2 separate regions of the Homo sapiens genome follow, and region 2 is linked to region 1. Evidence: chromatin contacts called from ENCODE POLR2A ChIA-PET data. All regions are on one chromosome and are shown on one strand. Each heading gives the region's core, a stretch centred on a gene start or an enhancer-like site at or near the end of the contact. The rest is flanking DNA. Distances are from core to core; before and after follow the strand shown.

Region 1 (7,496 bases), core at 2,991-5,490:
ATGGGAGAAGTTCATTGGAGTGTAGTTCTGGATAGTGGGGCATGTAGGGGATAAAACAGATTGAGACCAGATTATGAAGGTCTGAAGGCCCAGTTAAGGAATGTATAATTTATCAGCCTTGGTGAAACATCAGAGGATTTCCACCAAAGTATAGAATGATTAGATTTGTGTATCTGAAAGCTAACTTCAATATTTGCGTCTCTGCACCAAAAGCCGGAGGCCAACTTGAAGGCTGTTAGTGCAGGTGTGAGATGATGAGTGGTTAAGATACTAGTAGTATGGGGATATAGAGGGAATGACAGGAGGAGACTCAGCTGTTAAGAGCAAAGTTTCTGGTGTGAAACTGCAAATAGCAATCACAGTTCTCCCGTTTAGTGGCTGTGTGTTATTTAACCTCTACCTCAGGTTGCTTATCTGTAAAATGACTATACTAATACCTTACTTCACAGGGTTATTGTGAGGATTAAATGAGATAATCCATGTAAAATGTTTATCATAGCATGTGGCACCTAGTAATGCTTGATAATGTAGTTATCACATTATTACTAATTGGCAGCATTTGTTGATCAATAGAAAGTGGGGTGAGGGAGAAGGAGGGCTTTACCGTCAAATTTCTAAGACTAACCAGCTGGCAATTCCATGAATAAATTATATGTTTTCTTCCTCTCTAGCCCAATTGTGGTTCCAGGCCAGCACCTTCAGTATCACCTGGAAACTTGTTAGATATGCAAATTCTTGGCTTCCCACCTTAGACCTAATGAATAAGAAACTGTGGGGTGAGATGCAGCACGTGGTGTTTTAACAAGCCCTCCAGGTGATTCTGATGTACTTCAAGTTTGAGAACCACTGCTTGGGACTCTACAACTGGGGTTGGTTGACTTTTTTTTTTAAACGGGGTCTGGCTGTGTTGCCCAGGCTGGAGTCCAGTAGCTGTTCACAGACATTATCATACCTCGAACTCCCAGGCTCAAGTGATACTCCTACCTCAGCCTCCTGAGTCACCGGTACTACAGGTATGCACCACCATGCCTGGCTAATTTTTACATGACATGGGGCCTCACCATGTTGCCCAGGCTGGTCTCAAACTCCTGGGCTCAAGTGACCCATCCGCCTTGGCCTCTCAAAGTGCTGGGACTACAAGCATGAGCCACTGTGCCTGGTCTCAACATTTTTTTTTTCTGGAAACTTTACAGCTCTGAAATCCAAAGTCTAGGATTTCACTGCTCCAGACTAAGTAAACATGCTTTTCCCCACCAAAGCCAAAGCTGGAATTTTTGGATTGGAGGTCTGATCTTGATCTCAATACACAGGATGACCTGGCTAAACCACCAGAAAACTGAAACCTGAGAAGAGAAGGTCTTCTAAGAAGGGAAAGGAATTCTTGTTTCCAAACCATTAAGTTTTAAGCTGTGGTGATCCCTGAACTAAGAAATGTAAAGAAGGGAGCTCTCAAAGGCCCAGAGGGGCAAAGTGGAGTTGCCAGCTGTGAGGGAGCCTAGGAAAACTGTGTTTAGGACCATAAATCAAGTCCTTAAGTCTTTTTTTTTTTTCTTTTTTTTGAGACGAAGCCTTGCTCTGTCACCCAGGTTGGACAGTGCAGTGGTGCAATCTCGGCTCACTGCAACCTCCACCTCCTGGGTTCAAGCAATTCTTTTCTGCCTCAGCCTCCCGAGTAGCTGGGATTCCAGGCGCCTGCCACCATGCCCGGCTAATTTTTGTATTTTTAGTAGAGACGGGGGTTTCACCATGTTGGCCGGGCTGGTCTCGAACTCCTGACCTCAGGTGATCCGCCCACCTCAGCCTCCCAAAATGCTGGGATTATAGTCACCGTGTCCGGATTGAGCCACAGTGTCGGGCCTCCCTAAGCAATTCTGTCCCTAATGAGATAATGACCATTCTTTTTGCCTTCTGGCTAAGAGTATGGAAAGAGTTAAAAGCCAATACTTTCACCACCCCTCTAAGGCTTATAGAATGGCAGAATTCCATTTCTATGACCTACATTCTTTGAAGGGAATGCCTATGTCGTGGAAAGAGGATGCAGCAAGACTTTTCACTTGACTGGGCTTGGTTTTCCCAGACCAAAAAATAAAATGGAAATAAATCATCTTTAAGGTCCCTTGCAGCTTTATGACTGTATAAAGCTACGTTTTCCAGCTAACAGTGGGGCAGAAGTAGGTAGAAAAAAGAGGAGACTTGTTTTGGCCACTCCCCAGGGAAAGAGGATTCATCTGGGTGGTTTCCTGAAGCTCTCGGAAAGGTAAATAGAGACTGGAGTTGTGTGACTGGTATTACCCCAGTCCTGTGACACTGAAAGGACACCACAGTTGGAGAGGCCACCTTTGCCTTCTCCGGGAGGATGGGGGATGGGAAGCCAGCGTGGAGCCACAGAGGCTTCCAGCTCCGCAGCCTGGCCTGGCTCAGCTCTTTCTGGCAGAAACCATGTCCTGCGTTCCAGGCTTCCGCGAGCAGGATGCTAGTGTGCTGCTCTCCTGCTCCCCTCTGCGGGGGCCTCTCAGAGGGTAGGACACACCCTCCTTGCCTTTTTTTTTTCCCCCTATTAAAAATCACAACTCAAATTTGGGTATTTTTCTCCCTCTGCTAGCCCCGCCAAAACTTTCAGCGCGTTCCGCCCACTCCACGTGGACCTCCCTTCCCTGTCCCAGCAGCCCCTGCGAGAACCCTCACCCCAACATGTGACCAATTGTTATGTTTCCTTCCTGGAGCTCGCTTTCAGCTGGCACCAGCTAACGACTGAACAAAAGTGCCCCCTTCAGGGTGAATGTGGGGCAGCAGCTTGAGAGGAGGAAAGCTGATGAGGGCTCAGGTACAATAGGGGAATGCAGCTGCCTCTGTTTAAAATGATTTCATATCTACATAGCTCCCTGGCTAAGGATTACACAATCAAACGATGAGACAAATGCAAGAGAAGGATGTCATCAAATAAAATTACTTGGGGGTGGAGTTGAATAAAATTTTAATTTCCAGCTGCAAAGTTGGTTACCTCTACTCCAACTCCATTTCCCGTTGAGTTCTTCATGATGTTGGCAGAGCACTCAGATCCTCCCATTCCAGACAAGAGCCAAGAATGCCCTAATTATGGGCTGGGTGATGGGAACAGGGCCTCCTCTGGGTGGGTGAGCTGCTTTTTGCTCACTACCACTACCCGCTTCCCCAGCAACACTCTAGTTGTCTCTTTAAGAGCTCGGACTCCTCAAGCTGACATAGTTTCCAAAATGGAATCTCTCCCTCTCTCAGCACTGGGGAACATTTTCCCTGGATGGGAAGAGCCCCAGGAGATCATGTTGGAGGAAGGAGGAGTAGGGCGGGGCAGCAAAAATTAGTCCAGTGGGAAGCCTTGGTACATGGAACAAGGGGGCTAACCAGGGAAAGTTAGAAAATAGGTCAAAGGAAGCCATGCAGAGGGAACTAGTTTCCTTGGAAAAATTTCTAAGCTTTGTCCATTTTTCACCTCACTCCTATCCCCTACAGGAGATGTGGGATTGGGGGATTGGGTAGGGAACTGGGGGTGAGGGAACATTCAAGGTTGGAGGCTGACTTGGGGAAGGAGTTGTGGGCAAGGCTCAGAGGAGGAAAACTAGGACTAAGTAGTGCAGGTAGGGAGGGGTAAATTTAAAATCAGAATTATTGTGGGGCCATTTCTCCCTCCAAGGTCATAGGGGTCATGGACAGTGAATGGTCCAGAAGCTACAAGCCGGGGAGCCCTAGGAGGGGGATCTCAGTAGCCAGGAAGCACACTACCCAGGGGCATGTTAAACAGTAATTTATGGAAGACAATGGAAGTAGTCCTGGGGCACCTATTTTTCCGTGTGTGTATTTCAACTTTTATTTTAGATTCAGGGGGTACATATGCAGGTTTGTTACAAGGGTATATTGTGTAATGGTGAAGTTTGGGGTATGACTGAACCTGTCACCCAGGTAGTGAGCATAGTACCAATAGGTAGTTTTTCAATCCTTGCTGGGGCACGTGTTTTCAAGGGAAACAGCCCAAAAGCGATCAAACTAGAATGTTGAGGACTCTAGCCAGGACATTTGCTCTCCTATAACTCAGCATCTGTCAGCGCTCCCATTACCAGGTGCTATTTCCAGAGTCCTGGGCTTAGGGAGAGGGAAAGGGAGGGGCGGAGGTGGAGAGGCAGAGGGAGACCCGATGGGCTCCTCCCCCAGCACAACTGCAATTCCAGCTTTTAGCCACTCAGGGGCTCCCAAGCTCAACCACAGCCCCTGCGTAAGGAGGGAGATTGAGTTAACAAGCCTCCAGAGGACACCTTGGGTCATCAGGGATGACCCTGAGCAGAAGGGTGACCCAGAAGTCATGTGCTCTGAAGCTGCAAGTCCTTCACAAGCCAATGAGTCCAGCCTCAACCTTTCTCTCTAAAAGGGACTCAGGGCACTGAGAACTCACTCCCCACCTCTTACCCTCACCCCCTTCTTTGTGGTCATTTCCTCCCCCGCGTGTTTCCTTCCCCTCCCCCATCCTCGTGGTGGGAACCATCCCCCAGCCTGTCAGAGTCCTGAGGAATGTTTTTGCCTTGACTGGGCGCCAAGCTGTGGACTTCCTGGGCTTTGGGGTGGGACTTGGCCAAGGGGAAGCCCTTTGGACCCAAGAGCCACTCAGTTCTGCACAGCCTGCCGGCTTTCTCTCTCTCTCTGCTAAGCAAAAGGCTCATCCATCACTTTGTGTCACGACTGCCTCATTTCCTCCCCCCACAATAGGATTTCCTTGCCAGGGCAAATCACACAATCTGGAAGCAGTGGTCATCCTAAACACTGTGGCTTATAGTGGGAGAGAGGGAAAGCACCTATTTCAGAAGCTGCCTTCTCTGTTCCAGAAGGCTGGTAGCTGGAAGGAGGGATTCAGTTGCCAGGGTCCTGAGGTAAGGACTTTGTAAATGGTAATTAATCTTGAGGGCTCCTTCTGGATCCTTCTCAGAACCATTGAGTCTAAAGAAATACAGGGTCTCTATATTATAGTTAAGCCTGGGAGTACGTGGATTTCTGCATATCTGACTTTTACCCAGCCTTCGTTTCCCTGAAATAAATCAGCTGAAATCCGAACTCATTCTTCCACATCATCTTTCCAGTCCCCTGCAGCAGACCAGTGTAGGTTCAGCAAGAACAGGGAGCAGGCAGAAACCACTCCCAAATCTCATTAATAGAGACTGGGCCTGTCAGGGACCACTGGCTCCTCTCCAAGGGGTCACTGCTCAGGTGTTTTTGCATTTGATCTCTTCTGATCTCTTGTCCATAAAAAGCCCTCAAATGACAAAGTGAGAACATAGTCCTATGGCATCCCCTGCCTCAGGGTCCAGTCCCTCAATGCCACTTTTGCAGCCTGTCTGCCTGATGTCATCATCTGTAGACCTGTGCCAGATTCCCAGGTTCCTATCTTGAAATCTCAGCCCCCGCACCCAGGGCCTAGGGGAGAGCCAATGTAGGTCACTGCAGTTGAGCCTGCAGGGCTGTCTGCTCCTTGAGCCCAGAGCCTTTCAGGCACAGAGAGAAAGCCTTGCAGAGAAGCAAAAGAAAGGGCTCTGTGAGAATCAGAGAAAAGCTTATTCCTCAAAAAATGAAGCAGGGAGAGGCCAGGAGTCAGCTGCTCAGACTGAGACAGTAACAGGAGTTCTGCTCCTGAGAACTGCCTGTGATGGAGAGAAGGCCCAAGGAGAGGGGCTGGGCATGGCTCACATCCCTCCCAACCCCCTAACCCCCATTTGCCTGTGTAAGGGAACCCTTTGGATCTGGTGTCCATCCCTCATTCTCTACTCTCTTTCCAGGCTCAGGTTTCATTCTCAGGAGCTTTTGTGATTTGCCTTAGGGACCCTTTGTTTCCTCTGGCCACAGTTTCTGGGTCTCAGGAAGGTGGAGTAGGCCAGGGATGACCCCGCCCTCCCCTATTGAAAGACTTTTCCTGCTTGTTATCTGCTAAACTCATTTTACCCAGGGAACTTCCAACCTTCTGGGACTTCATTCCTTCTCTTGGTCTCCCTACCCTAGCATCTGAGATCGCAGGGAGTGTTTGTGTGTGCCTGTGTGCATGGTCCTCATCTTCTTTTAGTTACTCATGGGAAGTCAAGAGCCTATGGCTGTTAACTAACTTGGGGTCCCCATGGCCAGCAAAAATAGATAAGGGCTTAATTTCTACCTCCAGCCTCAAAACAATTTAAGCCACAATCATTTGTTCTAATAGGAGCCTCGGGACAGGAAGAAAAGTAGGTAAGATGGAGAAAGGATAAACAAATAAAATTCTAACCTTTTCTTTCTTTCACTCTCCCCTCACCCAGTACCTTCCACTCCTCTTTGAGATCTCAGCTACTCATTAGCCTACTACTGTTGTGCCATTTGCCCGCATTTCCAGAATCTGCACACAGGAGGCACTCAATAAATGCTTTTTACTCTGAGTCAAACTAAATCTGATTACGCCCTGTGGCTGGACTTTGAGATGAAGCAGCACAAAGGGGGAAGGTAGACATGCCCCCAGATCTTTTTTTTTTTTTTTTTTTTTGAGACAGGGTCTCACTCTGTCGCCCAGGCTGGAGTGCAGTGTGTGATCTTGGCTCATGGTAACCTCCACCTCCCAGTTCAAGGAATTCTCCTGCCTCAGCCTCCTGAGCAGCTGGGATTACAGGCACACACCACACCCGGCTAATTTTTGTATTTTTTTGTAGAGACGGGGTTTCACCATGTTGACCAGGCTGGTGTCCAATGCGTGGCCTCAAGTGATCCGCCTGCCTCAGCCTCCCAAAGTGCTGGGATTACAGGGATGAGCCACCACGCCCAGCTGACATGTCCCCAGATCTTGGGCTAGATTCTCCTAGAGGACTGATTGTTAGGGACCGAAGACCTAAAGCAGTGGGTCTCAGGCTTCCCAGAATCCCAAGGGCCTTGTTAAAACTCAGATTGCTGGGTTTTGCTCCCAGAGCTTCTGATTCAATCCACCTGGGATGGGGCCTGGGAATTTGCATTTCTAACATGTTCCCAGGTGACCCCAGATCCCTATGCTTATCTTGAGAACCACTGTCTTAGAGAACCCCAGCCCCTCCCCCCACTGTTTACCATGAGGACTTGATTGGTTCCATTTTTTTTTTTTTTTTGAGACAGGGCCTCGCTCTGTTGCCCAGGCTGGAGTGCAGTTGCATGATCTCGGCTCACTACAACCTCCGCCTCCCGGGTTCAAGCGATTCTCATGCCTCAGCCTCCCAGGTAGCTGGGATTACAGGCGCCCACTACCATGCCTGGCTAATTTTTTTTTATTTTTTGTAGAGATGGGGTTTCACCATGTTGGCCAGGCTGGTCTCGAACTCCTGACCTCAAATGATCCGCCCACGTTGGCCTCCCAAAGTGCTGGGATTACATGGTTCCAATTTTATATAGGAGGAAGGAACTGGTACCACCCTAACCAGTACAGAGATCTTAAGAGAGGGTAAGGGCAGGCGTAAGTCGGTCTCTAACTGATTATCCATTCTGTCTCTTTTTAA
Region 2 (7,133 bases), core at 254-2,753, 380 kb before region 1:
TCAATATAAAAAGTCTTGACTTATAGCTACCTTTTGGTAAAAGAGCCGTTGCCTTAATGAGGCTCATCTATATCCTTTCCAGCCCTCATACAACCCATCTCAAGGAAGGTTTTTTTAAACCCCAAAACACAGGGCTATAAATAGAATTGGGGGGCCTGAGATGAACTATTTAGGAATAAAAAGGTTCCTTCCTCTGTTGCTGGCAAAACCTAGCAAAGGAGTGAGGCAGCCCTGCCTGGGAATCACAATCATCCCAGCTCAGTTCTCTATAGACCTCACAGCAGAACTGCAGGCACATGCGCACCCATTCTGCCCCAGGAAGACCGAACCACAGGACTCTGCTTCCCACTCCACCTCCAAAGCCACTGGCCAAGGCAGTCCCTGGCACAGAGGCTGGGGATTCCACAGCCATGCCCACTGGCACAGGCCCCTGAGCTCAGGAAGAAGTCTGGCTGGATGTGAAGCTGGCCTTCTCCTGCAGCTGGGGAGTTCCCTCTGCATCAGCCACGGTGTGGTCCAGCGTAGGTTCAGCCCATCTGCAGGGCTCCTGGGAGTCATGGGGGCCTGAAGGGATCCTGATCCGACAGCTCAGTCAGAACGGCCTGGCTGGGAAGGCAGACGGAATGTGGGCCAGCCTATGCCCAAAGCCTGCAGGGGTCAGCTCATTGGCTACTTTAAGTGACCAAAGACCCTACCATCCAAGGACATTTCTGTATCCTTACCATCCCTTGAGGATTAGGTGGGCATGCACTTTGCTGTGGGCTGTAGGGGGTGGGGTATGCAGTGTTCTATTTGGCCTTTAAAGCCATGGGAACCCAGATCACCAGATCCGGAGCCTGACTCTAGCCCCTGAGCCACCTGTTGCCCTAACACCCTGTCTGACTCTCTCCCGCTGCAGCAGCCAGTCCCTCCTGCACTCCAGCAACTCCAGCCATCAGTCATCTTCCAGATCCTTGGAAAGTCCAGCCAACTCTTCCTCCAGCCTCCACAGCCTTGGCTCAGTGTCCCTGTGTACAAGACCCAGTGACTTCCAGGCTCCCAGAAACCCCACCCTAACCATGGGCCAACCCAGAACACCCCACTCTCCACCACTGGCCAAAGAACATGCCAGCAGCTGCCCCCCATCCATCACCAACTCCATGGTGGACATACCCATTGTGCTGATCAACGGCTGCCCAGAACCAGGGTCTTCTCCACCCCAGCGGACCCCAGGACACCAGAACTCCGTTCAACCTGGAGCTGCTTCTCCCAGCAACCCCTGTCCAGCCACCAGGAGCAACAGCCAGACCCTGTCAGATGCCCCCTTTACCACATGCCCAGAGGGTACGTCGTAAACCAATATTTGAAGCAATGTAAGATTTGGGGAATAGACAAAGTGCCAGTGGGTTTCTGCAACAGCCAGTCAACACATTTATTGAGCAACTATTGTGTGTCTGGCACTATGCCAGGTAGTGAGGACACACAGAGGGAAACAGTTTAGAAAGAGACAAAAACAAATCATCACGGTAGGGTAGGATAAACGCGGAGGTAAAGAGATATTCTCAATCATATTGGCCAAAGCTGAAGGAATGATTCTTTCAGTCTGGAGAACAGAGGAAGCGACATCCGAGCTGGATCTGGGAAATGGATCAGAAGTTTGTGGCCAGAGAAGGAGAGGAAAGGCATTCCCAGCAGAGAAAGCAGGGGGTCCACAGTCATGAAGGTGTGGAAGCGCATGGCATGTTCAGGAAATGCCGGAATGTTGGGTGCAGGTTCAAGTCATTGAGAGTAATTTGAAACCAGATTGTGAAAGGCCTTAAATGCCAAGCTAAAAAAAAAAAAAAAAATGGAATTTGCCTTTTAAGCAATAGGGTACCATCAGAGAGCCTCCTCACACAGGAGAGTGATGGGGTCAGAGGTGCTCGCTCAATGGATCACCCTGGCAGCTCAACGGATAGCAGGGTCCTGAACCGGGATAGGGCAGTGGGAGTGGAGGAGAGAGGACAGAACCAGGCGACCCTCAGGATGTGCTTGATGACTAACTCAAGGAGAGCAAGAGGGCGAGTCAGTTCTGACTCTGACGTTCGCAGATGATGAGAACACAGAGGGGGTGGATGGGGTAATAGAGACAATGCATTCCAGTTCAGACAGCCGAAAACCACAAAACAGCAAACACCCTCCTTCCCGGAGTCTGAGATCACAGGCGTCCAAGAAGAACAAACCCAAGCAGTAAACCCAGAAGCTAAGCTCTAGCACCCTGTGGATGCCTCTCCCATGAGCAGAGTCCCCTGCCAACCCCCTGTTCCCCCTCCCTCGGCCATCGGGGGGCTTCTCAGCCCCCACTTGGCCATGACGCTCACAGGCATCAAGGCGACTCCAGAGGGGGTGGGGGTGGAATGTTTACTATAGCCCACTGCTCACTCCCACTCACGAAGCCATGTGGAGGCAAGCAGGAGAAAATGACACTTCTGGCGTGCCTTTGCATCTGCCCTGATCGCTTTCCTAGGACAAATCATTTGCAGATTTTAGTACTTTTTTTGAATGAGTTACTTGAGAGTAAGTGGTCACAACACTCCTTTTCAAGCCGCCAAGGTTGACAGCTACTGCTCTCTGCCTTAGGGACCCAGGGAAATGGCCATTTTGGCATCCCAAAGCGCACATTTACTTAGCCTAGTGATATTCCCATCCTGCTTTGGTCCCATAATATCACCAACTATACCCCCAGATCTTATCAAATTCTGCAAAATATTCCTAAAACAAAATTCATTTTAATTCCATAGACTACTAGAACATTAAAGACCCTCAGAAGCTGTTTAGTCCACTTGGTCCCCTCTGAGCTTCAGTTATCCCATATCAGAGTCAAGATCCAGGCTCCCGCCTCCCAGGGGCATGTTTTTCTGCCCAGATCTGCTATTTTCCTCTCCTTCACGTTTTCTGCCATTTTCTTTTCCAAGCTGAATATTCCCGTAAGGAATTCTTAGGATTATGAAGACGAAGGAGAATGTAATATCAAACATGATGCATTTGAGAATTCCTTGTTTATCTCTTATTTCAGTCCTCACCAGGGGACTCAACAGTAGATTTAAGAAACCATTTCTCCTTAAACTGAGGTTGTATCTATTCATTCCTTATTCATTACCAAGGATACAAGGGCACTTCTGAGTTCTAGATGCACCAAACCCTGGCATCCTTCTGTTTGATTTTCCCTCATCGTAGGCAGTTTGGAGATACAATGGGGTTAGGGTCTGGGATGGTGGTTGAATGAAACCTTGGGGCAATAGAGTAGGGAAGGGTCTCCAGCCTTCTCTGGTGAACATCCCTCAGCTCCCGTCTGTCCAGCCTACAGGGTCCCCCTTCTCTGTCTGTCTCCAGGTCCCGCCAGGGACATGCAGCCCACCATGAAGTTCGTGATGGACACATCTAAATACTGGTTTAAGCCAAACATCACCCGAGAGCAAGGTAAAAGGAAGCACGAGTGACCCCAGAATAGGGTCTGGGTCTTGCACTTTGCATCAGGCAGGGCCCTGGGTTACAGTTAAGGAATGGCAAATAGTGGGTCCTGGGAAGCGGGGGAGGGGGATGTCCTGCTGACCTCATGACCTCCCGAGGAAGTAGGAACCACAGCAAGAATGGTGGAGATTTGACAGTACAAAGGACTTCCTGGGGACAAAAGGTGACTCTGTAACATCTGCTCTGTGAAGACCCTACGGGGCTGGGGACAGGGTGTCCAGGTGGGGCGGTGTCCATCTCTGACTCAAGGATTGTTCCAGCAATCGAGCTGCTGAGGAAGGAGGAGCCAGGGGCTTTTGTCATAAGGGACAGCTCTTCATACCGAGGCTCCTTCGGCCTGGCCCTGAAGGTGCAGGAGGTTCCCGCGTCTGCTCAGAGTCGACCAGGTATGCGTCTGTCTCTGTGCTCACTCAAGGCCTCACTGAGGCAGCGGGGTGTGGTAGGTTCCAGTCCTGGCTCTGGCACTAGCTTTCAGGGTGACATGGCGCCAGTCTTATAACAGCTCCTAGGAGAAGCGTCCACCCCAGTGTTCTCCCCGATGCCCTCCAGCCCCAAGGCACCCTGAAAAACGCCTTTCACAGCAAGCCTGCGTGCTTCTGCCTTCCCGAGCCCCACCCCCACTTCCCTGCTTTTTTCTGATGGTGGGAGAGAAGGAGGAGGGTCCTAGCCCCCTCTAGGCTGCTCTTCTTGGAGTCAAACTGGATTCATTTCCAGGGAACCTAATGTGTGATTACACACGCAGCTAGCTTATCTCACAGGTGATAGCTTACCAGGTTTGTGTACTAGCTCAGCGCACATGTGTGTGATAGCTTATATGCTTTCCTGTGGTCTCCCATGCTTATTTGATAGCAAACATCTATGGAGCATCACCACACACCAGGCACTGTGTGAGGCAGCAGGGATACAGTGGAATCAGACACAGACACCACCTCACTAGGGAGACAGATGAAAACAGATGATTACAGTACAAGGTACCTGGGTCATAGGCCTCACTCAAACCCCAGGATTGCACCTTCTTATTTAACGGATGAGATAACGGAGGCTCCCAGAGTTACTTAATGACTCCAGAGCAATTAAGTGATAAAGGGAGGATGAAACACCCAGCCTTGTGTTCTTGACAGTATGCCTCACTGTCACAATAAGAAAGTGACCTCTGGGGAGGGTGTTACTTATAAAGGACGCCTTGCAAGAGGCAATGAGCCCAGACTGAGGAGGACACTGTGGACTGGTGGAAAGGAGTCAGAAGGTCATTGTTCACCTCCCCACCCCCGGGGCCAGCGTGGCTCCAGCAGAGATGACCTGGTGGGCAGGGGGAGACAGAAACCAGACCAAAGAGTCGACATTTATCTAAATAATTAAGAAGTTTCCTTGCCAGGCACAGTGGCTCACGCCAGTAATCCCAGCACTTTGGGAGGCCGAGGCAGGAGGATCACTTGAGCCCAGGAATCTGAGACCAGCTTGAGCAATATGGCAAAACCCTGTCGCTACAAAAATTACCCAGGTGTGGTGGAGCACACCTGTAGTCCCAGGTACTTGGGAGCCTGAGGCAGCAGAATCACTTGAACCCAGGAGGTCTTTGAGGCTGCAGTGAGCCATGATCACACCACTGCACTCCTTCCTAGACCAAAGAATGAGACCCTGTCTAAAAAAAATAAAATAAAATAATCCCTAGGCCGAAGCAGGAGAACTGCTTGAGCTCAGGAGTTCGAGACCAGCCTGAGCAAAATAGTGAGACCTTGTCTCTACAAAAGAATTAGCCCGACATGGTGGGGCACGCCTGTAGTCCCAGCTACTCAGGAAGCTGAGGTGGGAGGATTCCTTAAGCCCAGGAGGTTGAGGCTGCAGTAAGCCGAGATCATGCCGCTGCACTCCAGTCTAAGAGACAGAGCAAGACTCTGTCTAAAAAAAAAAAAAAATCCCTGATAACTCTTGACCAGCAGAAAGGTTTCCCCACCCCACCCCCAAAAAAAGAAGAAGAGAAAGGTTTCCTGAAGAGGGTGTGGCTGGAGCCATTGAGCAGATGTGTTGGCACCTCCTCTGTGGGAGGGAGAGGCAGGGGGATGGACAAGGTGGAATTTTTTTTTTTTCCGGTGAGACAGAGTCTCACTGTGTCACCCAGGCTGGAGTGCAGTAGCACAATCTCGGCTCACTGCAACCTCTGCCTCCCAGGTTCAAGCAATTCTCCTGCCTCAGCCTCCCGGGTAGCTGGGACTACAGGCATGTGAACCACGCCCGGCTTTGTGTGTGTGACTGTGTGTGTGTGTGTGTGTGTGTGTGTGTGTGTCTTTAGTAGAGATAGGGTTTTACCATGTGGGTCAGGCTGATCTCGAACTCCTGACCTCAAGTGATCTGCCCACCTCGGCCTCCCAAAGTGCTGGGATTACAGGCGTGAGCCACCGCGCCCGGCCACAAGGTGGAATTCTATCCGAATGCACTCTTTCTTCTCTGTCCAGGTGAGGACAGCAATGACCTCATCCGACACTTCCTCATCGAGTCGTCTGCCAAAGGAGTGCATCTCAAAGGAGCAGATGAGGAGCCCTACTTTGGTGAGACTCCCCAGCCTCCAGGCTCCCCCGGGATGGGGGGCCAGCGAAGTCTCCGTTGTGAGCTGAGGGGTGGGTTGGGGAAGCTCTACTCATGCAGGGCTGCTTGCTTCCTTTCAGGGAGCCTCTCTGCCTTCGTGTGCCAGCATTCCATCATGGCCCTGGCCCTGCCCTGCAAACTCACCATCCCACAGAGAGGTGGGTCTGGGCCCCAAAGAGGCAATGCCAAGGTGGGGGACCTGTTTGTTCTCATTAGAAATGGGGTTCACTCCTACCTTGTTGGTGGATTATTTTAGTGTCACGGTTAAAACTGTGTGCACTGGAGTCGCTCAACATCTCCACCTCCTAGCTGTGAAAATTTGAGAATGTTGACCTCTCTGAGCCTCAGTTTCCTCATCATACCTACTTATAGGATTGCTGTGCAGACCGAAAGAGATAGCCCGGGCAAGGCTCTTAGCGCAATGCCTGGCATAGAATGGATGTTGGATAAATAGCAGCCTGCTTTGAGAGGGTGAAAGAGCCTAAATCAAATAGTTTGGAGAGGTTTTCTCTTTCCAGGTCCAGCATTTGTTGAGCACTCACTCACCCATTCATGCTTCACTACAAGCTTGTGAAGTAGACTTTGCTGTTATCATCCCCATTTCACAGATAAGAAAATAAGGGCTGGGCGTGGTGACTCACGCCTGTAATCCCAGCACTTCGGGAGGCCAAGGCGGGCAGATCACTTGAGGTCAGGAGTTCGAAACCAGCCTGGCCAACATGGTGAAACCCCGTCTCTACTAAAAATACAAAAATTTAGCTGGGCGTGGTGGTGGGCGCCTGTAATCCCAGCTACTCAGGAGGCTGAGGCAGGAGAATCACTTGAGCCGGGGAGGCAGAGGTTGCAGTGAGCTAAGATCGCACCACTGCACTCTAGCCTGGGTGACAGAGCGACAGAGCAAGACTTCATCTAAGAAAGAAAGAAAGAGAGAAAGAGAGAAAGAAGGAAGGAAAGGAAGGAAAAGAAAACGAGGGTTCTAGATGTTACGTAATTTGCCCAAAGGCCCACAGAGTCAGACCTTGAACCCAGATCAGCATGCCCTATCCAGAGCATACAGCCAG

Evidence for each region. ChIA-PET counts read pairs that join two places held with the same protein, here RNA polymerase II (POLR2A).
Region 2: POLR2A ChIA-PET joins it to region 1 with 12 read pairs in PC-9. The contact joins two enhancer-like sites. POLR2A ChIA-PET finds 5 or more read pairs at or near these places in 2 of 52 experiments (MCF 10A and PC-9).

Annotation. Positions count from the first base shown.
Region 1 is chr17:40,108,560-40,116,055 of GRCh38, reverse strand. No RefSeq gene overlaps it. Among named protein-coding and RNA genes, the nearest start is that of MSL1, 9.7 kb to the left of the region's middle. RefSeq lists enhancers at 621-1,406, 1,407-2,194, 2,225-2,284, 2,305-2,524, 4,981-5,921 and 1 more. Within about 2 kb of position 4,240, at least 33 of the 41 ENCODE cell types and tissues checked have a DNase peak (open chromatin) inside an H3K27ac peak, as active enhancers do.
Region 2 is chr17:40,481,226-40,488,358 of GRCh38, reverse strand. TNS4 (tensin 4) reads left to right here. Exons shown (of 13, transcript NM_032865.6): 4 at 899-1,323; 5 at 3,352-3,438; 6 at 3,750-3,875; 7 at 5,943-6,035; 8 at 6,153-6,230. Among named protein-coding and RNA genes, the nearest start is that of TNS4, 17 kb to the left of the region's middle. RefSeq lists a silencer at 6,875-7,060 and an enhancer at 7,043-7,133. Within about 2 kb of position 1,503, at least 12 of the 41 ENCODE cell types and tissues checked have a DNase peak (open chromatin) inside an H3K27ac peak, as active enhancers do.